5 separate regions of the Homo sapiens genome follow, and regions 2, 3, 4 and 5 are each linked to region 1. Evidence: read pairs that join two places in POLR2A ChIA-PET (ENCODE). Cell type or tissue: PC-9. All regions are shown on one strand. Region 1 overlaps RNF169 (ring finger protein 169). Region 2 overlaps POLD3 (DNA polymerase delta 3, accessory subunit). Region 3 overlaps KLHL35 (kelch like family member 35). Region 4 overlaps POLD3 (DNA polymerase delta 3, accessory subunit). Region 5 has its middle 28 kb from the start of LIPT2.

Region 1 (5,000 bases):
TTTTGGTTTAAGAATACATCATCAAAGTCCACAGCAGTATGTTGTATGGAATTTTACTGAGTGGATATAGCATAATTAACCACCTATTGGTGGACATTTTGATTGTTTCCTGTCTTTTGCTATTATAAATAATTGTTTATAAAATCATTATGTAAATGCATGTGTGCATTTTTATGGAGAAGTCACCAGTAGCTTTCACCAGAATCTGAACCATTGTTTTATTTTATTTATTAATTAATTAATTTATTTTTTGAGACAGAGTCTTGCTCTGTTGCCCAGGCTGGAGTGCAATGGCATGATCTCGGTTCACCGCAACCTCCGCCTCACCGGTTCAAGCGATTCTCCTGTCTCCATCTCCCGAGTAGCTGGGATTACAGGTGTGCGCCACCACGCCCGGCTAATTTTGTATTTTTAGTAGAGACGGGGTTTCTCCATGTTGATCAGGCTGGTCTCAAACTCCTGATCTCAGGTGATCCACCCACCTCGGCCTCCCAAAGTGCTGGGATTACAGGCGGTGAGCCACCGCGCCCAGCCTTGAACCATTGTTTTAATCTATGTCTCTCATTCTACAGAAGAGAAAACTGAGGCCCAGAACAGATAAGAGAGTAAGAGTTTACATGAGTTGATAGTAGATGAAAAAGGGTCAACAGAAACAGCCTAATTCACAGTGAAATGTTCATAATAGCTTTAATAAGGAAAACTAATAATACCAGTTTTATAAATATTTACATTGTGCTTTTATGAGTGGAAACAGCAACAGGATTACTAGGTTGGCACAAAAGTAATTATGGTTTTTGCCATAACTTTCAATGGCAAAAACAGCAATTACTTTTGTACCAGCCTAATAGCAATTTTAGTAATATTCAGAGATATATTGCTTAGTTGTATTCTCATCACATAGTTGGATCAATTGATAAAGGAAACATCAGGCCTGCTGGAAATGAAATTTTGTAGTAAATGCACTGGTATTTAAGTGACGTTCTTAATTTTTTTTTTATTTTGTTGAAGTCCAGTGCCTCTTTAGGAATTGCTTTGTGGAAAAAGTGTAAAGAGTTTGTGTTTTCTTGAAAATTTTGGTTGCACTGGTGACATTTTTGTTCTTTGCCTGCTTTTTTGGCAAGCTTTAAGGTTCAGAACCTTAATGACCCCTGTGTACATGTTTTATTTAATTCTTTTATGCATTCACGGTTTGCTTTTGGATATAGTATCAGTTTTTGTTGATTTGTGAAACTGTGTGTGTAAAGGCTACATCAGTGATCATTTCAAAATGAACTCAGAGTTCAACTTCATATTCTTTGAGGATCTGCAACTCGTATATATTGACATATTAAATATTTGGACCATTTTGAGCAATATTCAGGAATTATGTAATATGTGTCTACTCTGTGCCAGGTCTTTGGGAAACATTAGTGAATGAAATATTAAAGATCTCTCTCTCTCATGGAGCTTATATTCTAAATTTAGAGACATTCCTTATCTGTTGATTTAAAAAACATACTTACCATACAGGCTTACATAGGTAGATTTTGAACTATACATTGCAGCCACACTTAAGCATCATTTAAAAATGATTAATGAATTTTAAGAATTCATTTAGTCTGTTTGAAATCAAGGATGGTTATTCCAAATCATACTGCTTTTAGATTTGAAACCGAGACCTTTTTACTTTTTAGGATTCTTTTTCTTCGGCTATGGGTAATGACTGAAGAAAAGCTAGACAAAGGCTGGTGAATCTTTTAAATTGGCAGTTTAAATTTTTTTATCTTCGTGGTGTTAAAAGTGCTTTTCAGAAATTGAATAGATAGGCCAGGCGCGGTGGCTCACATCTGTAATCCCAGCACTTTGAGAAGCAGAGGTGGGCGGATCAGTTGTGGCCAGGAGTTTGAGACCAGCCTGGCCAACATGGGGAAACCCTGTCTTTACTAAAAACACAAGAATTAGCCGGACGTGGTGGTGCACGCTTATAGTCCCAGCTACCGGGAGGCTGAGGCAGGAGATTCGCTTCAACCCGGGAGGTAGAGGTTGCAGTGAGCCGAGATTGCGCCACTGCACTCCAGTCTGGGCGACAGAGCGAGACTCTCTCTGAAAAACAAATAAACAAAACACGAAAATTGAATAGATAAACAATTGAATAGTGCCTTACTTATCCCTTCTCATCCCATCTCAACTTCCCTGTTCACTTAGGGTTAACATTTCTGCATTTAAAAAATTTCCCCTTTCTGTGAAAAGCAAGTAGTTCTGGTTTATTACTCAGTTGACAGACAATGTTTGCTATGTGTGCAGCCTAAATTACATTTAGGACTAATGAATAATGAAACCATGTGATTGTAGTGCAAGAGGACAGGAATTCCCTAGTCTGTAAGGATTTGTTTAAAATATGTAAAATGACTCATTTCTTTATCCTTAATGACACATATCCGAGAATTTGAGAGTGTCCTTATGTGTTATACCAATACAGGAAACATTTGCCTTGTGCTAAGATGTTTTTTAAAGCTCTTGATGAGATTACATGCACTCTACCAACTAAACAGTAATTACTATTGAAGAATAGCTCCAATGTATGAATTCAGAATTGAACAGCAGGAATTTAGGAGGTATTTGTTTATTCATATTTTCACTCCCTGTCTTCTAGTTAATCCTGAAAGAGTTGCCTACCTTGAATTAATTTGTATCTGAGTTGGCTTGAGTATATGATGTAGGATATGTTTGTTAAATTTCATTCCACTAATTCAGTGAGCATTTTGAGGGGCACACATTGTGCAAGATGATGCAATAAAAAAAGATGAATAAGACATGGTACCTTTTCTTTAAGACTCCACAGTGTGGTTGGGGAAACACATACTCAAATAACAATACAACGTGTTAAGTGAGGTAAACAGACAATGCTAACAGAGTAGAGGAATGGGCTGACTGACAATTTGCAGGAAGCCTGAGGAAGGCATTTGAATTGTATGTTGAAGAAAGAGTAGGAATTCACCAGATGAGGAAGGAGGGGATGTCCATTCCAGGTAGAAGAGCCTGCATGTAGAAAGGCTTGAAGGTGCTTGGGATGTTCAGGGACTGGCAAAAAGCTAAATATAGGTGGAGTGTGGACTGGAGTGGGGAAGTAGAGAAGAGACTGAAGTTAGATCATGAAGGCCATTGTGTATTAGGGTAAAAGAATTTTGGACTTTATCCTATAAAGCTCTTAAAGATTTTTAAGTGGTGGAATAACATAATCATACTGTGCTTTAGAAAGACAATATATATTGGTTGGAAGAGGAAAGATGTGAGTAGAAACTGGAGGTGGGGAGTCGTTAGGGGACTGTTTTAGTAGTTCAGGCAAGCGACGAAGAGGGCCTGGACTAAAGCATTGGCTGTGGCAGTGTTAACTTCAGTCATTCATTAATTTAGTAACCATTTGAGGGTCTTCTGTGTGCTAGGTCTAGGCACTAGAGCTGCAAATAGAGGTAAAGCATGGTTCTGTCCCAAAGTGTAGTTGGGAAGATTGGGATGTAAATATGCAACTGAAATGTGGTATTATAAGTATTATAATAGCTGTTATGCAAGATATAATTGTAGAAGGCAGTATAGTATATATTAATAGAGCAGGCTAATAGAGGAAAACCTGGAGACAGACTACCTGGGTTCAAATTCTAGCTTTGCTATTTATAGCTGTATGTTATTGGATACTCTCTGTGTCTTAGTTTCTTCATTTGGAAAATGGGAATAGTAATAGTATTAAAATCATAAGGTTGTTGTTAAAGACTAAATGAATTATTACAATGCTTGGTATATGAAGAGCTAGGTCAACAAATGTAAGGTATTTTCACAAAGAAGATAATCTAGTTTGGATGGGTCAGGAATGGCTTCAGTGAATGCCAGACATTTGACCATCAGTATTCATTAGGTGGATGAGGTCAGAATAAAGATGAGAGAGGGAAATAGTACATTTAAAGGCATAGGAACATGAAACAAGGAGCGTTCTAGGGATTGTAAACAGAAGTGGTTAGAGTATAGAGTGCATGTGGGAGAGTGGAAGCATGTGGGACTGCAGAAATTGGCAGTTGCTGAATAATAGTGGACTTTGAGTGCCATGCTAAGGAATGAGGATCCACTGAGGAGTTTCAAAGAGGAATTCATCTTTGAACTTTAGAGAGATCACTCCCATGGGAGTGTTGTAGCAAATAGATTGGAGAGCCCAAATTCTCTTTTTAGCAAGATGGCTAAAACTGACACAAATACTCAGAAAAACTGCATAATAAAGAACGGCAATTCTTTTATTTATTTATTTTTATTATACTTTAAGTTTTAGGGTACATGTGCACATTGTGCAGGTTAGTTACATATGTATACATGTGCCATGCTGGTGCGCTGCACCCACTAACTCGTCATCTAGCATTAGGTATATCTCCCAATGCTATCCCTCCCCCCTCCCCCCACCCCACCACAGTCCCCAGAGTGTGATAGTCCCCTTCCTGTGTCCATGTGATCTCATTGTTCAATTCCCACCTATGAGTGAGAATATGCGGTGTTTGGTTTTTTGTTCTTGCGATAGTTTACTGAGAATGATGGTTTCCAGTTTCATCCATGTCCCTACAAAGGACATGAACTCATCATTTTTTATGGCTGCATAGTATTCCATGGTGTATATGTGCCACATTTTCTTAATCCAGTCTATCATTGTTGGACATTTGGGTTGGTTCCAAGTCTTTGCTATTGTGAATAATGCCGCAGTAAACATACGTGTGCATGTGTCTTTATAGCAGCATGATTTATAGTCCTTTGAGTATATACCCAGTAATGGGATGGCTGGGTCAAATGGTATTTCTAGTTCTAGATCCCTGAGGAATCGCCACACTGACTTCCACAATGGTTGAACTAGTTTACAGTCCCACCAACAGTGTAAAAGTGTTCCTATTTCTCCACATCCTCTCCAGCACCTGTTGTTTCCTGACTTTTTAATGATTGCCATTCTAACTGGTGTGAGATGATATCTCATAGTGGTTTTGATTTGCATT
Region 2 (5,000 bases), 150 kb before region 1:
TGACATTCATAAAATTTTGAGTTCATGGATCTTCTGGAATAGGATCCAAAGTTAAGAATTTACGTTTTGAGATAATGTAGATTTTTACTCAAACTGACCCATTATAACAGGGGCTCTTAATTTAGGATTCTTAGATGGTCTTCATGGTTGGTCTTCAAAGTCTAGAGTTTTCTTAGATGACACTGAAAGTGTTCAAATTGTGTTCCTCAGTGCATATTTCCGAGACCATTTTTCAAAATGATGTATAACCTATAATCAGTTAAAAACTAAGCCATGGCTTGCTTATAAAAAGGTCTTCTGTTTCTAAGTATAAGATGGCATTTAAATTCTGCCTATCTTTTTTTAGCAGCAGAGTGCTTTTTCAAACAAAATCTTAATCAGAGTTCTATATATAAAATTTATTAAGAGTGGGGTTGCTGTGGTTGAAGTGGTTGTGAGGATTTCAGAGCCCTGGACCTGCCCTCCCAATAGCCTCACTGGGAAGCTCTGTGGAACCCTGTAGAACGAACTGACCAAATGTGGATGCTTACCTATGCCTTTTTTCCCTTAAAGGGAATCCTCCTAAGGAAAGGCAGATTATTAAGCAATATGATCAGGTTTTGTTCTTTTAATTCTTCTATTAATAATTTCCTTTTTAAGTTTTTAGTGCTTCTAGAAAGAAAAAAGACATTACGCAGCTTTGTATGGAATTTATTATTATTATTATATATTTATTTATTTATTTATTTATTTATTTATTTTTTGAGACCGAGTCTTGCTCTGTCGCCCAGGCTGGAGTGCAGTGGCGTGAACTCAGCTCACTGCAAGCTCTGCCTCCTGGGTTCACGTCATTCTCCTGCCTCAGCCTCCTGAGTAGCTGGGACTACAGGCGCCCGCCACCACGCCCGGCTAATTTTTTTTTTTGTATTTTTAGTAGAGACGGGTTTCACCATATTAGCCAGGATGGTCTCGATCTCCTGACCTTGTGATCCACCCACCGCGGCCTCCCAAAGTGCTAGGATTACAGGCGTGAGCCACCGCGCCTGGACTTATTTTTATTTTTTATTTATTTATTTATTTTTTGAGACAGGGTCTCACTTTGTCATCCAGGCTATAGTGCAGTGGCAGAATCTCGGCTTACTGTAGCCTCAATCTCTTGGGTTTAAGCCATCTTCCTGCCTCAACCCCCCAAGTAGCTGGGATTACAGGTGCTTGCCACCACGCCCAGCTAATTTTTGTACTTTTTGTAGGGATGGGGTTTTGTCCTGTTGCCCAGGCTGGTCTTGAACTTCTAAGTTCAAGTGATCTTGAACTTAAGTGATCTGCCCTTCTCGGCCTTTCAAAGTGCTAGGATTACAGAAGTGAGCCACTGTGCCTGGCCTGGATTTTTTTAAATGTAAATAATTTTTATTTTTCCAATGATTATTATAAAAAATGTTTAACAATATATAGAACGTGAAAGCTTCCTTCAAATCTCATCCCAGAGATTCTTCCAGAGGATTATTTGAAAATTTCAAGGAAATGTTTGGTTGGTTCTTTTTGTAATGTGAAGAACTGTCAACCTGATCTATGCTTTATGGGTTCCCTGTTAGCTTTTCATCTAATGATTTTAGCTGAGATTAGTTTTAATCATTGCCTAAATCATTAATTCACTAAAGGTTACAAAATGGTGATGTTTTGCCTTGAACTCCTGGGTCCAAGCGATCCCCTTGCCTCAGCTTCCTCAGTAGCTGGGACTGCAGACATGCACCACCATGCCCAGCTTATTTTTTATTTTTATTTTTATTAGAGACGAGGTCTCACTATGTTGTCCAGACTGGTCTTAAACTTCTGGGCTCAAGTGATCCTCCTGCTTCGGCCTCCCTAAGTGCTGGGATTACAGGCATGAACCACGGCACCTGGCCTTTCTGTTTTTTTAGCTGTAATTTTTCTGTGAATAATTTTCTCTCATCAACTAGCCGTGTTTTCCCTGTTATGCTAAGAACAGAGGGCTTACCCCCTCCTAGGCTCTGGGTTTGTGGATGCTCCCTAACTCCCGTGTCCACTTTAATAGGAACCCATTGAATCAGAGCTCCACTCTGGTCTGCATTGTTTTAGCACCAGCTGGCATTTCCATTCTGTTGTTTTTATGTACTTTCAGTATCCCCCAGGGCAGTATATAGCCACACGGACCTGTCTGGTCTATTCAGATCTTCTCATGAGGTGCGAATTACTGTTTTTAGGGCTCTTACTGCAAAGCTGCATTGGTTTTGAGTGGTTCATTCCTAATGGTCTGTAATTTTTATAATAAGCTCTGTAATTTTTAGTGTGCAGTTTTACGGAACATGACTTTTTTCTTCCCTTGAATAAACCAATGAAAATGACATTTTTAGGAGTGCCAGTTTTAAGAGAAAATGCATTATGAGAACATTAATAATCCCAGCTCAAACTTATGGTTACACTTTTTAAAAAACTTATTTGATGTTTAGATTGCTGTTTTTTTTATGTTGTGAATTTTGGTGGTTCCGAACATTAACAAAAATATCTATTTGCTTTAGACAAATACACGAGGTTTAGAAAAGCAAAACCTGTATTATTACCAACAATTTGATTACTGAAAATAAGATTTCTTTGCAGTTCTTTGTCTGTAGGATATGTCCTGCTAAGGATGCACAGTCATCCTGTATTTTAGAATCACTTGAAATAATTCCTCACTGTACTGAAGCCACCAATTCAATATCTAGTTCAATTCAATTTTTTTTTTCCATTTTGCTTTCAATTGATAGGTTCCCTCCTTTCCCTTAGAGGTAACTGTTACATTGAGTTTGCCTTCTCCTTCCATTGTTTTTGATATATATATATATATATATATATATATTTTTTTTTTTTTTTTTTTTTTTTTTGAGATGGACTTTTGCCTGTTGGCCAAGCATTGGAGTGCAGTGGCGTGATCTCAGCTCACTGCATCCTCTGCCTCCCAGGTTTAAGCAGTTCTCCACCTCAGCCTCCCGAGTAGCTAGGATTACAGGCGTCCACCGCCACGCCCTGCTAATTTTTTTTGTATTTTAGTAGAGACGGGGCTTTGCCATCTCGGCCAGGCTGATCTTGAACTCCTGACCTCGTGATCCATCTGCCTCGGCCTCCCAAAGTGCTGAGATTACAGGCGTGAGCCACTGCGCCTGGCCTGTTGTATATATTTTTAATATAAGAAAATATATATTCATTTTGCCTCTCTTTGTTAGATAAATGTTTTCATACGTGCAAACTATTTTACACTCTGCTTTTTTTTACATAACAGATTCAGAGCATCACTCCACAGCAGTTATAGAAATATTCCTCATTAATTATTACAGCCACATAGTGCCACATTGATAGATATACCTTAGCTTATTCAGCAATCCCTTATTGGTAGTTGTTATTTATGATCTTTGGCTATTACAAATATTAATAGTGCTGTAGTGAATAGCTTAGTGTCTGTGTGTTTTGTATATTTTTGCTAGTGTGTTTTAGGGTTACATTCCTAGAGTAGGATTGCTCGGTCAAAGGGTGAGTGCATGTGTACTTTTGTTGGATGTTGCCAAATATCACTCTGCTTCTTGTTCCCACCAACAATGTATGAGAGTGCCTGTTTCCATATAGCATTATGTTATAATATGTTTTAGGGCTATTTATATTTCTTTTTCTGTGAACTGTCTGTTCCTACCACTTGCCCTTTTTTTTTTTTTTCCTTTTTTGAGACGAAGTCTTACTCTGTCACCAGGCTGGAGTGCAGTGGCACGATCTCAGCTCACTGCAACCTCTGCCTCCCAGGTTCAAGTGACTCTCCTGCCTCAGCCTCCCGAGTAGCTGGGACTACAGGCATGCACCACCATGCCCAGCTAATGTTTGTATTTTTAGTAGAGTCAGGTTTTCACCATGTTGACGAGGGAGGTCTCCATCTCTTGACCTCGTGATCTGCCTGCCTCGGCCTCCCAAAGTACTGGGATTACAGGCATGAGCAGCCACATCTGGCCTTTCTTGCCCATTTTCTAAAGAGTTGTTAGTCTTTGTTTTCTTTAATTTTAGAAGTTGTGTATTAACCCTTTGTGATGTAAGTTGCAGTTTTTTTCCGCTTTATCATTTGTTTTTGTACTTACGTTTTTTTTTCATTTAAAAGTTGCTTTTTTAAAATAGATTATTTCAGTTATTTCTGGATTTTGAATTATACTTAGGAAATGTTCCCTCTTTCTTAGCTTATAGCAGGTTATAGAATTCACACATGTTTTCATGTGCATATATGTGTTCTTCTCTTTTTTTTGAGACCAAGTCTCACTCTGTCACCCAGGCTGGAGTGCAGTGGCACAATCTCAGCTCATTGCAACCTCCGCCTCCCAGGTTCAAGTGATTGTCCTACCTCACCCCCCTGAGTAGCTGGGATTACAGGTGCCTGCCACCATGCCCAGCTAATTTTTGTGTTTTTAGTAGAGACAGGGTCTCACCATGTTGGCCAGGGTGGTCTCAAACTCCTGACCTCAGGTGATCCACCCACTTCGGCCTCCCAAAGTGTTGGGATTACAGGCGTGACCCACCACACCCGGCCTTATTTTTTACATTTAAATCTCTAATCCATTTAGAATTTATTTTGGTATATGATGTGAGGAACAGATCCAATTTTTATCTGGTTCCATGTGATTATACAGTAATTCTTATTAAATCACTCACTAAAAAGCCTTTGCTCACACTGATTTGAGATGCTGTATTTTTTTAATTGTAGTACTGAAATCTGTGCTAGATCACTTTCCTTAACCTTATTGAGAAGTTTTAAGATAAGCAAATTATTATTTTTTTTCCTGAAAGTAAGCAAATTAAAAGTGAGTCTGACTTTATTAAATTATAACATATGTTTTAAGGAGTGCCTGGTGTTTTCCTAATTTCACATCCAAGCACAATTGAATTATTGGAGCAAGGAAACTAAAATTGCAGATTCTTACATTAAGCACTAATAAAGTGTTATTTTCTTACAGTGCCACAAGGTTGCAGTAGTGAGAGAAGATAAATTGGAA
Region 3 (5,000 bases), 670 kb after region 1:
GACCAAACTGACCCCCGAGCCCAGTGCTGCCACCACCTGGGCAGCCTCCACCCAGTTGCTGTACCTCCCTGAGCCGGTTTCCTCTCATTTAGCGGGGATGAGACCTTAACCTGCATGGTTACAGCTGTAAAATACCTGGCACCAAGCTGATGCTTAATAATAATAGCTAGTATTGAGACTTTACCACCCCACTTAATTGATTCTAAGAAGCATCTTTGTTTCTGAATTCGGGATGTAGCTTACAAAGATAATTGACTTTTTTTTTTTTTTTTGAGACAAAGTCTCGCTCTGTTGCCCAGGCTGGAGTGTAGTGGTGCAATCTGGGCTCACTGCAAGCTCCGCCTCCCAGGTTCATGCCATTCTCCTGCCTCAGCCTCCTGAGTAGCTGGGACTACAGGCACCAGCCACCACGCCGAGCTAATTTTTTGTATTTTTAGTAGAGACGGGGTTTCACCGTGTTAGCCAGGATGGTCTGGATCTCCTGACCTCGTGATCCGCCCGCCTTGGCCTCCCAAAGTGCTGGGATTACAGCCACTGCGCCCGGCCGACAGATTCTTTTATTCTTGAGTGGCACAGTCAAGATTCAAACCTAGACTCTATGGCCCCAGAGCCCATACCCTTGACCATCAGGCTGTTACTATTACAGTAATTGCTATTATTATTAGCATCAGCCATTATTATGTGACCTTGGACAAGTCTCCTTTTTTGGGGGGCTTCAGACCCCTTCTTACAAAGAGAGGGTTTTAGAGAACCTCCCTCCAGCACATCCACAGATCTGTACCTTGTGTCCCAGGGCAGCCGCTGCAGCTCGTGCCTACCTGCCCCTGCACAACTGCCATCTTGTGCCTCCACCTGCCCTTGTGCAGAGAGGCTACCTTGATCCAGGTGTGCAGATGGGAGCTAAACATCCACACATCATGACTGTTGATGTGGCCTCCTAGGGAGAGAGAAGCAGCTGTTGCCCATCGGCTCTCTTGCTATCCCAAGCACCCCCAAAGAGCTAGAAACTAGGGCCCCCAGATCCAAAGGAAGGGTTAAGGGAAGGCAGCAGGAGGACTTCTTGAGCTGGTGTAAGACTCTGGACCTGTGACCCAGTGTGCTTTGAATAAGTGGTGGGAATGTCTGAGTTACGACCCTCGAGGGGAGAAGCCTGACACATTCAGGAAGAAGGGGCTGGTTTTCGCCGGGCACCTTGTGGTGGTGGTGGTGGTGTGCCAGGCTCTGTGCTCAGGAAAGCAAAGAGGGGGCCGCTGTACTAAAGGTAAGAGTACAAAGGGTACCTAAGGCAAGCATCTGGAATGTACTGGGGATCCAGGAAAAGCAGAGCCAGCTGCACTGGGAGCCAGGATAGGTAGAGGGTGACCCAATAACCCTCCCTCCCTTCTGCCTTCACCTGCACAATTTCATTTCTGATCTCATCCCTCCATGAGGTGTTGGGAATATTAGACCCAGTTTACATATAAGAAACTCAGATGAGACTTAGAGACCAACAATGACCTGCTGAAGACTACATGGCCTTTTGTCAGAGCCAGAACCAGAGCTTCTGGCTCCAGGCCCAGCATTGGTGCTGCTGGAGGACATGGCATGCCCTATGGGGCCAGGTACTGGGGATGCAGGATGTGGACTCTCCCTTCCCATGTCTGGCCACCCTGGGGATCTTGGCCAGGGATTCACCTCTCAATGGGAGCCTCCCTGGGGACAACCCTAACTGCACCCTTCAGCCTGAGCCTGTGACCAGAGCCACATCTGTTTGGTAGCCCCATCTTTGTTTATTCCTAGTGGCACCCAACAAAGGCCCCACATGTTGCTCAGAGCCATCAATGGCCTTGGATAAATTGTCCAGTGGTAATCTGTGGCCTGGATGGTCTGTGAGGCCTCCCTGGCTTATTCTCCTGCTCCTTACTCTTTGCAGGCACCCATAGTTCTTTACAACATTAAGGTCAATCCACCTAGCCCCAGACTCAAAGCCTCCCTGATCTGACTCCTGCCTCACCTGTGATACTCAACCTGCACTTCAGAGCCCTGAGTCCCCAGGGTTCCTTTCTGCATGTCCCTGCCCTTGTGCCTTTGCCCATACTGTTCCCTCCAACTTTCAAGGTCCAGCTGAAAAGTCATCTCTTCTATGAACCCTGGCTAGATTCCCTGAGTGGCATTCCAGATCATCTGGGGACTCTGAGAATTCTGATCACATTCTGCCTGGCAGTAAAAGTGAAGTCTCTCTCCTCTCCAGGACACTCCAGGGGAGCAAGGACTGTGTTTTATGCTTCTCTGAGTCTTTAGGGCTTGAGCCTTAGGGAGGACACAGTTTGTTGGTATCAAACAGATGTGTGTTCCTCCTAGCTTTGCCATTTTTGAGACAATGGGGGAAATTCTGAGCCTCTCCGAGCCTTTCTTATCTGTAAAACAGCATTGTAGGGGGATTTAATGATAACGAATGTAAGCTTCTTAGCATAATGTTCGGCACATAGTAGGCTAGTTGAAGTGATTATTAATACTAATACGAATTGACTTCCTTAGGAAGCCGGTTCAGAACAAAAAGTAATCATATGTATTGAAGTTAACATTCCTGAATAAAGGGCGGGTCACACGCGTAGTTAGCCCTGCTCACTTCAGCCAATAACTGTAGGTTATCAGAAAACATCCCGCCCCTCTCTCCCGATTGGAGGGAAAAGCAAAGGGGGTGGAGTGCGGAGGCTACTAGTCAATCCCGTGTGAGCTCCCGTTGCGGCTCCGCCCTCACCGGAGACGTAGACGTCATTGCGGAGAGCACAGGCGGCGAATTCTGAGCGAGTGTAGCCGGGCAGGCTGGGCAGTGGGGTCCACCGCTGGCTCTCTGGATGGTAGGCATCGGCGAAGGGCAGCTTCAGGAGACCTTTGCGGTCGCAACCGCCGATGACCACGATCACTTCAGCTAGGTCCATGAATCTGGCGTGCGGATAAGCCCAGTGCCTGTTGGGCCGCACCCAAGTTCGGCCCTCTCTTACCCTCTCGACCACACTGCACGGTCCCGCTGCCCTTTCATGCGTTTCTGCCATCACCCCCGCCCACCCGATCCCCCGGCCTCAATCCCGCTAGACCCTGCCACTTCCAACTTTGCCTGTGGGTACTGGGAAGAGAATCGCTAATGCTTACCGCATTCTGCTGACCTCTAAACTACAGAAAAAAAAATCTTTACAGAGCCCTTGCCCTCACCTAGAAAAATCACCTCGTTTAATCTGTATGGCAGTTCTATTAGTAGGGATTATTACCCCTTTCTCAGGGGAGGAAACTGAGGCTCACATACCATGGCGTGCCCAAAGCCATTAAGCGTCAGAGCTGGAATTCAAGCCCAGGTTTGTCTGTCGCTAACTCATCTTCAACACCCTTTTCTCACCTCCAACCGCTGATTCTGCTGCCTCCCTCCTCCTATGACATCCCCTCATCCCTAATTCCATTAAGCCGGATAACTCACCCTTTCAGTAAATCATTCTTCCCTCTCACTGACCCCACCATCTGACGCCACCAGAATTTCCATACCCTTTTAGCCATTGGTTTTCTAATTCCTTTGGCACATATTTGAGGATCTCTGTCCCAGGCCCTGTGCTTAGTGTTAGAGAGAGTGTCGTCTCTGGGGGCATGATTAAGGGCTACTCTGCCCAGAGCCTCCCAGTCTGGCTTTCCAAAGGTGGGGCAGGCTGCTTTCACTACTTCCCCATGCCCCTGCCTATTTCTATCCCTCATTAGACTGCGAGCTCCCAGAGGGCAAAGAGTGTTTTCAAATCACTTCCGCATCCCGGCACCCTGCACAGAACTTGCGTAGAGTAGTAAGTACTCGGAATTACGGTTGCATGGGCCAAAGAGAGTGTGCGCAGCTGTGGGGTCTCTGCATCTCCCTCACTGGCTTGTTAACTCTTCAAGGGCAGAATTATGGGCACCGAGCCTCTAAAATGTTGAACGAATGACTGAATATCATCAAGAGGCAGTACTAAAAGATGATGAAAGAATGAATGAGCGGTGGAAGCAGGCGGGAAGAACGGAGGGCGGGAAGCTAGGGGATGGCGGCCCTACCTCCGCGGCCGGGTCCGCAGCGCACCGGCCTCGCGGCCCAGGATGAAGCAGGCGCGAGCCTCGAGCAGCAGCGGGCGGCACTCGCCGCAGGCCTGCAGCAGCTCGTCCGCCTCCACCTTCTCCAGGAAGTAAGCGGGCGCCAGTAGCGGCAGGCGCACGTGCTCCAGCAGGCGTCGCAGCTGGCCGCGGCGGGCCGGCGCGTCGTGGCGCACCCAGCGCATGGCCGCTTCAAACACGGCCTCCTCGCGCGCCACGCCCAGCGCGGGGTCCGCCAGCAGCGCCACCACCTCGTCAGGCGCCAGCTCCAGGAAGTCGGCGTGGCGCGCCACCTCGGCGAAGGCCTGACGCAGGACGCGGCCGCAGCGCTCGGCCAGCGGGGCCAGCGAGAAGGCGGCGGCCACGCGGCGCAGCGCTAGGCTGTTGGCGGCGCGCAGGCGGCCCTCGAGAAAGCGCACGCAGGCCTCGCGCAGGCCCGCCACGCCCAGCCGCTCCGCCAGCGCCAGCACGGCCGCCGCCTCGTCCTCCGCGCGCAGCCGCACGCCCGCTCCGTACACGTAGTCGAGCACCACGGCCAGCGCCGCCGCCGCCCCGGCCGGGCTCGTGCCTGGCGCCTCGGGAGCTACTGGCACCACTGGCACCACGGCCGGGCCGCGCTCGGGCCGCCCGGCCGCGAACAAGCTGCGGAAGTAGGCGCTGCCCGCGCTGAGCGCCGCGCGGTGGCACGGAAAGTCGCGCCCGCCGGCGCGCAGCACCACGTCGGTGAGGGTGCCGCTCCGCCGGTAGGCGTTCAGGGCCTGCAGCACGCGCTGCGCGTGGCACGGACCCGCGCACGGCGCTTCGCAGCCCGGCTCCGACTCCTCCGGCGCATGGCCTTGCCGCATCCTGCCGGGGAGAGAACACAAACAGCGTCGGGGAAGCCACCTGGCTGCGCCCGGGAGAGGCGACAGCCCTCA
Region 4 (5,000 bases), 120 kb before region 1:
TGCCAGAGAACTCTTTGACACACTGGATCTCTGAAATTAGTTTCATTGCAGTTTTTATTCTGTCCCAACAAAGGTTGCTTTCCTGGAATAAGTGATATTTCATTACTTACCTTTTGCTTGAAGAGCTGCAGATTGGCTACAAATCTGTTTAAAATACACCAGTGCATTGGACATTCTTTATGTCTGTGTCAGTAAAAATGTATTGAGTGGGGATGTTTGGCTTGGTAAAGACTAAGGCAGACAGACATATATTCTAGTACATGAATGGCGGCACGTTTAAACAAAGCAGTAGATATTTACAATTTTAAAAGTCAGATAAAAATAGAAGTTTTATGATAGATGATAATCTCTACTCTCTGGCTCATCTAATTTGACTGATGCTTCTTTTGTCAACTTTCTCCCATCTGCCTTCCACCTTCCATGGATTTGTTGAAATTTCTTAATCATTAAGGACTCTTGACTCTACTATTCTCTTCCCTGTTTGGGGGAGTTATAATGTTTTACTCATTTATTATCAACAGTGTTTCTCTCAGGGAGTGTGTGGAAGGAAGAGAGAGATATATGTTGTCTTCCTTGACCTGGATGTTCCTCATCCCAAATTTAGTTCAGAAAGTGGTGGTTTTCCTTTATTTAAGTAAATACACACACACACACACACACACACACACACACACACACACACACACACACACACACAGTTACTCTATGTTTATGCCAGGGAAATCGTGGTGTCTCTGCCTTTTTGGAGCTTAGAGTCTAGAGTGGGGATCTAGATAAACATTTGCCTACAGTGCTGTGAGAGAGGTCTTAGAGGGTGTCACTAGGATTGTTTTCTTTGGTTAAGTCAACTGGTTTCAGAACTGGAAATAGAATAAGAACGCCTAAGTTTATTACTGTGAGTCTCAAAATTCCTTTGGCTTCCTCATTGCCTAAATTTTCCTCCTCCCATTATAACACATCTACCATTGTGGCCCAGCTTTCTTCATAGCTGTTCCTTCAGAACAATGGAGGCTTGCTTCTGGGGTTTGACTTTTCTCTTGCCTGAGCTCCCATCATGTTCTAGCCTCCCAGAGCTGGCTAATAGCCGGACCGCTTTCCTTTTATGTTTCTCTCTCTTGTTTCCCAGAGCTTATAAAGTTTTTGGGGCCCATTTTATACTTAAAGTGTGTAATTTATTGTTCTTTCTGGCTCTTGTTCTGCTTCACCTCTTTAGGCCATTTGGCCTTGAACTCTTCACTGTCATAATTTTTAACACTGACCTAATCAGTTGGGAGAATTTCAGATCCAAGACTTGTGTTAAGAATTTGAATACAGCCAGGAGATTCAGGGAGCAGGTGAGGCTAAGTCGCTACCCGGTCCCCTGACCAGCACTTTCTTTGTGGTGATTGAGTAATAGGTCAGTTGAGGATTTTTACTTCCCCTCTCATGGGCTGTTTACTAAGACCACCAATTCTGCAATTGTTGAGAAATGATGGGATCCCTCTGGTGGTGCTCATTTCTTGGGTGATGCCACTTCCACAGCAGTATTTTTTTCCTAAAAGTGTTCTTTCCTGTTAACCTCACTGTAGCAGAACAAACCTTATCAGTGAAGCAGTCACTAGAAATATGCAAAATATTAAGTAGGTCCTAGTTGTCAGAGCTTAAATAATGATAATTGTTTAAAAGATGACTTCACCCACCTCCAAGTTTATACTGTTAACATCAGCTGGAAATTTTCAGTCTAAGAAACATCTCAGGTGATTAAAAGTAACCCTTAGGTCACAGTGAAAGACTCTGGCATGGAACATTTGTTATAACCTGAGGATTATCTCCACATAGATCTTGAGAGATAATGTCTTGTCCTCAATGGTAAGGCGGCATGGGATAGTTGGAATAGCAAGGCTGTAGAATTGGATTGACTTAGGCTTAAAACCTCCTGTCTCAGTTATAAGCTGTGTGACCTTGGCAAGTTTAGGAACCCCTCTGAACCTCTATTTACTGTAATGTGCAAATAAGAAAATCTGTCTCTTAGAGTTGTTGTAAGAATAAAGTGAAATACATGGCATATGAAAGGCGATAAGTGGATATTTGTAAACCAACTTCATAACCTGACTAGCTATAAAAGAAAATATTTAGCTAAGATACTTCCGGCTGTAATAATTCTTGATTCTCTGATTTTATTTGTATAAAATTAATAAAATATGTATTTTAAAGATAACTATATAACTACAGAGTTCTTGGTTGTCATGAATTACTGCTTGCTAAATCCCCTTTGCTGGACATGTCAATTTAGAGAACCAATGGAGAAGGCTTTATACCAGATAGTGCTTGTAGTTCTCTGATCTAAGTCCGTTTCATTATTTCAGTCTTTCCAGACTCTCCTGGGGCTTATGAAGCTGAGTCACCATCCCCACCTCCTCCTCCGTCTCCACCTCTTGAACCAGTGCCAAAGACTGAGCCTGAACCTCCTTCTGTCAAGGTAAAATTATACTGGGATTCTTGCATGTCCATGCATCCTTTGTGTCTTAAGGACCTACAACCACTATGCTAAATTAGTTCCCTTGCTGTATACTTCACAAATGCCAGTAGATGGCTCTTGTCTCATTCTGCTGTCCTACAGGTTGTACAGAATGGGCGTTCCCTCCATTCTTACCTGAAGGGAGATTTTGCTAGTGGGTATAGTCTCAGGAACGTTGCAGAGGTGGAACCTGGGAGCTGTTCTGTTTTCATGACCTTCAGCATCTCTGCTGTGCTGTACAGCTCCTGTTAGAATGGTGTAAAAAGAGATCCCCCCTGCATCAGAGCAACACGTGAAAGACAGAGGGGAACAAACAACTTAACACACGTTTGTTGCTCTTCAGAAGCAATTCTGGAAAAGGGCTGGATGGGAAAACTGTCAACCAAAGGGGAAATATAGCTTTGAACGCTCTTCAGCTGCATCTTATCTACACCTATTAGTGTAGATAATGAAGAGTTGAAAAAATAGTCGCTGACAATTTTTTTTTCCTTTGTGGCTGTTAGTTTTTCTTAATTCATTGTGTTAAGACCATCATTTAAATCTTACGCTGATTTCCTCATTAGCTGAAGAGAAAATGGGACGAAAGAGACCAGTGGAGATAAAAGGAAGTTGATACTAGTAATACCTATTTTGAGACTAAATTAGATAGCTATAATGTTGAAGTGTCAAGGCTGGCCAGGCGTGTTGGCTCACACCTGTAATCCCAGCACTTTGGAAGGCTGAGGTGGGCAGAATGCCTGAGTCCAGGAGTTTGAGACCTGGGCAACACAGGGAGACTTTGTCTCTACTTTAAAAATATCTGGGCATGGTGGCACATGCCTTTTAGTTTCAGCTACTTGGGAGGCTGAGGTAGGATGATCATTTGAGCCCAGGAGTTGGACTGTTGCAGTGAGTTATGATTGCACTTCTGCATTCCAGCCTGGGCAACAGAGCCAGAACTTGTCTCTAAAAAACAAACAAACAAAAAAAGAAGACAAGAAATGTGAAGGCTGACATAGCAAGTATCTACAGCAAGGGCATATGCCACAGAAATCCCTGGTGTGGTTTAGGGGCCATCCCTGTGTACTCCCATAATATCTGTCTCAGCCCTCACTACACTGTATTGCAGTGGTCTGCTTTCCTTCTCTCTCTCCTCCACTAAGGTCCTTATCCTATATGTCTTTTTAACCATGCTGCCTGCACTACCCAACAATAGTTTATTGACTGAATGAACAGAACACAGTTCTTTCTTCAGCATGCTACTTTCCTTCTTATGAACAATGAAGTATCAAGCCTGTGTATATAGTGGGCGTAACTTGTCTGTGTGATGGGGTTGGTTCTCTAAAACTAATGTAGAGTTTCTCTTTCAACTTTTTATCATAATGGAGTATTGGAGAGTGATTAGTATAGATTTAAAAGCTTTTGTTATTTTTCTGTATAACATAATTGATCCAGCTTAACATTGTATCCTCTGACCTTTTAGAGCTCAAGTGGAGAAAACAAAAGAAAACGAAAACGCGTACTAAAATCTAAAACTTACCTGGATGGGGAAGGCTGCATAGGTAAGACAAATATTTGGCTCCAAATCCAGAGATAGAATCTCTTATTACCACAGAGGCACCATAATCCCTTTTAGAACAGGTACATCTCAAACTTTAATTTACATGTGAATCATGCCCAAGTGGTACTGATGCTGTTTGTCTATGGCATACACTTTGTGTAGCAGAGTGTAAGTCAGAACACCTAGGTTCTTGTTTAGGTCATAGACTATAAAAATAAGCACTGAGATCTTGGCTAAAAGTTATGTCGTCCCTGGTGAAGAGTTTCTTATCTATGGAATATCTATTTTGCCTAAATGTGCAGTTATGAAGATTCAGGTGGCATAAATATATCCAAAAACAAGATGGAAACCACAGTATGGGCTTAAGATGTTATCATAGACATTGAGAAGCTTTTTTTTTTCTAGAATATTTGTTTTTATAAATTTGAACAGTGGAAAAGAAGCTACAGATGATTAGACTGTAATCAAGAGTCATCTTTGGTATTTGGTTCCATTTGTTCTTCAGAAGGGTATGACTCATCGAGATTGCTTCCTTTATGTTTCCTATTTGTAAGCCATGTTAGGTAAAAGCATGTGCTTGTTATGAAGGCCTAGGGAGGAATTAGAGTTCAGGCTTTGAGTCATTGGCTAGTTCTTCAGCCATGTTTTAGCTTCTTCTACCCTTTCCATAATCACACTAGACTTCTGTGGAGCTTTTAAGATTTAGCACTTGAGGTTTGATGGGATGCTCAGATCCTGGTACTGTATTTTTGTGTTTGAAAAGAGTTGTGGGTTTAGGCTCTTACCTTTGTTAGTTGGATAGCCCATGGTTGTCATTTTGCCTTTTGTGGCACCTGCTACAGCTTGGATCTTCAGAGAAGATTATTTTCCCTGTTACTGATTTTTTTTTTTCCTAGTTCAGACTTGTTTTGAAAAGATTGGCTCTGAAGAATCAACCTTTCCAGGTTCTTAAAACTAGTGAAG
Region 5 (5,000 bases), 230 kb before region 1:
CTAGGGTAATGGAAATATTCTGTATCAATAACTGATTGGGGCAGTGATTACACAGATATATACATTTGTTAAAACTCCTCAAAGTATGTACTTAAAGTATGTGCATTTTGCGGTATGCAAATACACCTCAGTACCTCAGTAAAGTTAATTAAGAAGACTTTATCTTTTTGTGTGTGTTTTTAAATGTTTTTTTCTTTTTCTTTTCTTTTTGGGAAGACTTTATCTTTTTTTTTTTTTTTTTTTTTGAGACGGAGTCTCGCTCTGTTGCCAGGCTGGAGTGCAGTGGCAATAACCTCGGCTCACTGCAACCTCTGCCTCCTGGGTTCAGGCGATTCTCCTGCCTCAGCCACCCAAGTAGCTGGGACTACAGGCGCATGCCACCACGCCCAGCTGATTTTTGTGTTTTTAGTAGTGACAGGGTTTCACCATGTTGGCCAGTATGATCTCAGTCTCGACCTCATGATCCACCTGCCTCAGCCTCCCAAAGTGCTGGGATTACAGGCGTGAGCCACCATGCCAGGCTGACTTTATCTTTTAATAAATAATTTATTTAACTTGATGCGTAACTTTTAAATATTTAGACTTATCACATGTGGGCCCTACTGTATTTCCACCCTGGGCCCCAAGGATAATGCCTTGGTTTCTTGCAGGAGTAGGTAAATGACAGATGCTGGTGCCATTTACAGAGATGAGGAAAGCCCAGGAGGATTAGGCTTCGTCGGGGCAAGGCTGGTATTCAGCTGGTGCATTCCAGGAGTGCAATACTGATTAAAAAAAAAATACCTCTGCTGCTCTGAGCCTTCTTGCCACCAAGCTACCTGGCCCTCACCCTGGGATCCTCAGATCCTCCCACTCTCCAGCAACTAAATGGTTAATACCTGGCACATCACTGGCACAGTAATGGGTCTTCAGGATGCTGATCCAAATCCAGGGGAACTTGCTAGTGCCTGTAACCCTCAATATTTTAAATGTCACCTCTGATAGAATTGGGGAAGGAAGCATGTGAGTCAAAGGTTTATGGCTAGAAGTTGAAAGGGGAGGTCTGAGCTGGAGATGGAGCTTGTTGACTCTTGTTGCCTGCGGAATCAAGTCCAAACTCCCTTAGGTTGGCCCTGCAGTTCCCTTAGGTTATCATTCAGCTTCCACGTGACTCCCTCCAGCTCCCTGCCAGGATCCCTGATCACTCTGTGTTCCAGGACCCACTATTCCCTCTACCTGGAATGCCCTTTCATGTCTTCTCCACTGGCCACCCTCCTTTTTGTCCTTCAGGGCCATCTCGCATATCTCTGCCTCCTGAGGCCTCCCACCCTGTTTTCCATGGCTCCTCCAAACAGAGGACAGCACGCTGCCTTGTGCATCTCTGTTTAGATCCCTGCTTTCTGCACTAGGCTGTGAACTCCTCCCGGTCAGGGACAGGGGCTGGTGGCTCTCTGGGCCAAGCAAGGCCCTGGCATGGAGCAGTTCTAGTAAATCTTAAAGGACTAGATGGTGAGGCAGCATCCTGACTGGATTTACCACAGCCCCACCCTCACTCCATGACTTCTGTGCATGTGGAAGTCACAAATTTAGACAGACTAAACTTGGTCTTCTTGAAAGAATAGGCTCTTTAACAGCAAAGACCACTCTTTCCACATCACTTCTTGCTCTTTCACAGCCTGAGAAAAAGCACACAAATGCAAAGCAAGGGTGACCCTGGTCAGGCAGAATGGAATTTCAGCCTGGAGTCTTGTGAGCTGAGTGACCTCAGAGAAGTTGCTTCACTTTTCTGAGCCTCAGATTTCTCAGGTGAGAGAATGGAGATAACAGTACCTGCTTCACGAGGTGGATGTGAGGACTGAATGAAATAATGTGTATAAAAGTGTGTCAGGGAGAGGGGAGAGGGAGAATGAGGGTTATTGTTTAATAGGTACAGAGGTTCTGTTATATTTTATATGATAAAAATATTCTAGAGATGAATAGTAGTGACAGTTCGTAGCAATGTGGATATACTTAATCCCACTGAACTGTACACTTAAAAAGGTTACAATGATACATTTTATGTTGTGTATATTTTACCACAATAAAAATAAATTAATACGCTGAATGAAAGATCTTCCCTCATTGTCCCCTGCCCAAAAAGGGTTCAGCATGGTTCCAGGTACACAGCAGATGATCCATATGTCTGAGCTTCCTTCCTCCTCCCTTCTGGATTTCTCTCCACCTGGGTTCCAGGGCCATGGCCAAGAGGCAGGATGAGGGAGAGCAGGACGGGTGTCAGGAGCGGAAGTGATTAAATGTTGAACGAGGATATGGTGTTTGTGGGGTCAAAGCCAGGACTGCCCTCTGGAAAGCCCAGGCATGAGGAGGCGAGCTGCCTCCCCGCCTGAAAGGAAGAAGGATGTCCGGGGGTCAGGGATGACACTGGTGTTTTTGGCCATGAGAGAGAAGTAAGATATCTAAATTAAGGAGGAAAGGCAGGCGGGAGTTGCAGGATGTCTATGTTGGCCTACGTTGCAAAAATAAATGCATCTAGAAATAAATACATACGTAAATAAATAAGTACAGATTTTTTTAAAGACCTCAACTCCACCTTCTTGCTCTATTTCACCAAGGACAAGGGCAGTATAATAAGCTGAGAAGGGAAACAAGAGATTGTAGATTCCGGCTGCTATGGGGAAATTACAAATGAGGTCTGACGCTATCTTTGTTTCTTTTTCATTATGAAAAATACCTTGCCTGACATGGGCACCCTGCCACCATTGGGAAAACCGTGAGAATCCAGTTTGTTCCCAAAACACTGCCATGGGGAGCTGAGGTCACAAGGGAACATTGCTTTTCCCCAAGGCAACTGTGACCAAAAATAAATAAATAAATGAATAAATGATAAATAAACAATGTCCTGGAAGAAACACTGAAGTGGATATCAGGGCACCTGGCTTCTGGCCTGGTGTGTTCACATCCTAGCTGGGTGACCTGGGACACGTCACCTTCCCTCTCTGCACTTCAGCTGTTTCATCTGCAGAATGAGGGGAGCCACCAGATGACCTCTGAGGGTGCTTCCATCTCAGATAATATCTCTAATACTCATGATTCTAGGATATACTCTTTTCAAGCCCTTGAAAGAACAATGGGAGTTGGTGAGGAAAGAAAATGCTGAGCTGGATGGTGGAACTGACTGTCTCAGAGTTGGAAGAGAATCTGAGAGATCACCCAGCCCGCCCATCCATCCATCCATCCATCCATCCATCCATCCATCCATCCATCCATCCATCTGTTTATCCATCTACCCACTCAGTATTCCTACTTGAGCCTGGCTCTGTGTAGGGAAGTGAGGACCAAAAATGGATCAGACTCATTCCTTACCTTCCTGGAGCTCTCAATCTAGGGAACCTGGGGGTGAGGGAGGAAGGTAACTGAGTGATTATGTTACCAAGGGCTATGAACTGGGGTCTGAACATGCAGGGTATGGTAGGGGTGCAGCGTGGGTAAGACCTGCTCAGCTTGAGGAGGCCAGGAGAGGCTTCCAGATGAAGAATCTACTCAATAAGTAGAAGCTCTTCAGGTAGAGAAAAGGGGAAACAGCAGAACAGCACATGCACAAGTGCTGCTGTATGATGAAGTCATTCCAATCCCAGGGCACCAACGTCCTGCCTTACAGCAATTCAGGTAAACACATCCCAGGGTTTTGGAAATGATTAGATTAGAGTTTCTCAGACCTGGGACTATAAACCCCTCAAGGTTAATAAATAAATATATTGTGAGGAGCCTGAAATGTGTCTGTGAAAACTTCTAAATGTTATGTTTCATTTTGATGGTAATCCAAACAAAATCAGCATGTTCTGAATTGTCTGGAAGGCTACCACCTGCCATGGCATTTGGACACTGACTTTGTGTTTCTGATCACTTTGAAGCCAGATAGTGCTTTACGTTCATTGTTATAGCCCAACCAAGGAAAATAGAGGTGGGCTTAATGTAAATGATACTTCTATGCCAAGTAAAAGTCAAATGGGGACTTGGTGCACGGTCAAAATGAAGACTTTCCAGGAGTTTGACCAGAGAAGCACAGTGGGAGCTGCCTGCAGTCTACAGTGCTCTGGGTGTGCTGTACTAAAAAAGCCTGTGCCATAGCAGTCTGCCCCATACTCAGGCTTCAAATGGCAATTTAACTTCAGTAAAACATCTTCTGGCATACTAAGTTAGAATGTTTGTTTGAATTTTATAGGGTTAGTAATTGTGTTTATTTTCCATTTGTCTTGGTTTAGAGTTACAGAACAGCTACTAGCATAAGGAATTTATACTGAGTTTTGTGCTTGTAAGTATACAAGTGATATTAAAATAATTTAAGTCGGCTGGGTGTGATGGTTCACGTCTGTAATCCCAGCACTTTGGGAGGCCAAGCTGGGCGGATCACCTGAGGTCGGGAGTTCGAGACTAGCCTGACCAACATGGAGAAACCCCGTCTCTATTAAAAATACAAAAATTAGCTGGGTGTGGTGGCGCATGTCTGTAATCCCAGCTACTCGGAATGCTGAGGCAGGAGAATTGCTTGAACCCAGGAGGTGGAGGCTGCAGTCAGCCGAGATCGCGCCATTGCACTCTAGCCTGGGCAACAAGAGTGAAACTCCATCTCAAAAAAAGAAAAAAAAATTTAAGTCAACTTTGGGGTGAATCTGTAAGAATTTTGAACAGGGGCACCTCCATTACTTGAGTTTGAGAAACATGCTGTTAGTTGCTTGGTTAGCAATCCTCATTGTTTATAGAGTCTCTTCCTTTAGTTTAATGGGAGTCCTTCTTGCTGCCACCTTAGGTCAAAATTACCTCCAAAAAGAAGAACCATAACCTATTATCATATAGCTAAAAAAAAAAAAAAAAGTGCACAGGGCCTCTAGGAGGTAACTGCATCTTCCAGGGTTAGGCACAGCTGACGTGTACTTTACCACTTTCCACTGCCCCCCAACATACACCCTCTGCTGCAGCCATGTGGTTGATACCTTAGCAGGGTTCACTAAACAACTTGGGTA

What was found. ChIA-PET counts read pairs that join two places held together with the same protein. Peaks named below come from ENCODE experiments on the same cell type or tissue, not always from the same donor. Only the 100,000 strongest peaks of a DNase experiment are listed, where the experiment ranks them.
Region 2: POLR2A ChIA-PET joins it to region 1 with 5 read pairs; 4 of 35 experiments call an interaction of 5 or more read pairs at or near these places.
Region 3: POLR2A ChIA-PET joins it to region 1 with 8 read pairs; 1 of 35 experiments calls an interaction of 5 or more read pairs at or near these places.
Region 4: POLR2A ChIA-PET joins it to region 1 with 5 read pairs; 3 of 35 experiments call an interaction of 5 or more read pairs at or near these places.
Region 5: POLR2A ChIA-PET joins it to region 1 with 6 read pairs; 2 of 35 experiments call an interaction of 5 or more read pairs at or near these places.

What each region holds. Positions count from the first base shown.
Region 1 is chr11:74,752,735-74,757,734 of GRCh38, forward strand. All of the region lies in intron 1 of RNF169 (ring finger protein 169), which reads left to right. Among named protein-coding and RNA genes, the nearest start is that of RNF169, 6.4 kb to the left of the region's middle. RefSeq lists enhancers at 2,016-2,595, 2,595-3,216. In PC-9, no CTCF peak of the experiment used is centred here; a DNase peak (open chromatin) is centred at 2,317; H3K4me3 peaks cover 2,410 bases; H3K27ac peaks cover 3,218 bases.
Region 2 is chr11:74,606,538-74,611,537 of GRCh38, forward strand. It overlaps POLD3 (DNA polymerase delta 3, accessory subunit), which reads left to right. Exons shown (of 12, transcript NM_006591.3): 4 at 4,962-5,000. Among named protein-coding and RNA genes, the nearest start is that of POLD3, 16 kb to the left of the region's middle. In PC-9, a CTCF peak has its summit at 4,962; a DNase peak (open chromatin) is centred at 4,994; H3K27ac peaks cover 716 bases.
Region 3 is chr11:75,425,702-75,430,701 of GRCh38, forward strand. KLHL35 (kelch like family member 35) reads right to left here. Exons shown (of 7, transcript NM_001039548.3): 2 at 4,048-4,929; 3 at 2,741-2,925; 4 at 819-937. The coding sequence starts at 4,928. Among named protein-coding and RNA genes, the nearest start is that of KLHL35, 5.0 kb to the right of the region's middle. RefSeq lists enhancers at 2,503-2,797, 2,523-2,817 and silencers at 4,482-4,531, 4,612-4,851. In PC-9, no CTCF peak of the experiment used is centred here; DNase peaks (open chromatin) are centred at 2,670 and 4,574; H3K4me3 peaks cover 2,605 bases.
Region 4 is chr11:74,632,238-74,637,237 of GRCh38, forward strand. POLD3 (DNA polymerase delta 3, accessory subunit) reads left to right here. Exons shown (of 12, transcript NM_006591.3): 10 at 2,346-2,458; 11 at 3,960-4,038. Among named protein-coding and RNA genes, the nearest start is that of POLD3, 42 kb to the left of the region's middle. In PC-9, CTCF peaks have their summits at 2,613 (motif pointing right) and 2,812; DNase peaks (open chromatin) are centred at 2,474 and 4,554; H3K27ac peaks cover 902 bases.
Region 5 is chr11:74,518,805-74,523,804 of GRCh38, forward strand. No RefSeq gene overlaps it. Among named protein-coding and RNA genes, the nearest start is that of LIPT2, 28 kb to the left of the region's middle. In PC-9, no CTCF peak of the experiment used is centred here; no DNase peak of the experiment used is centred here.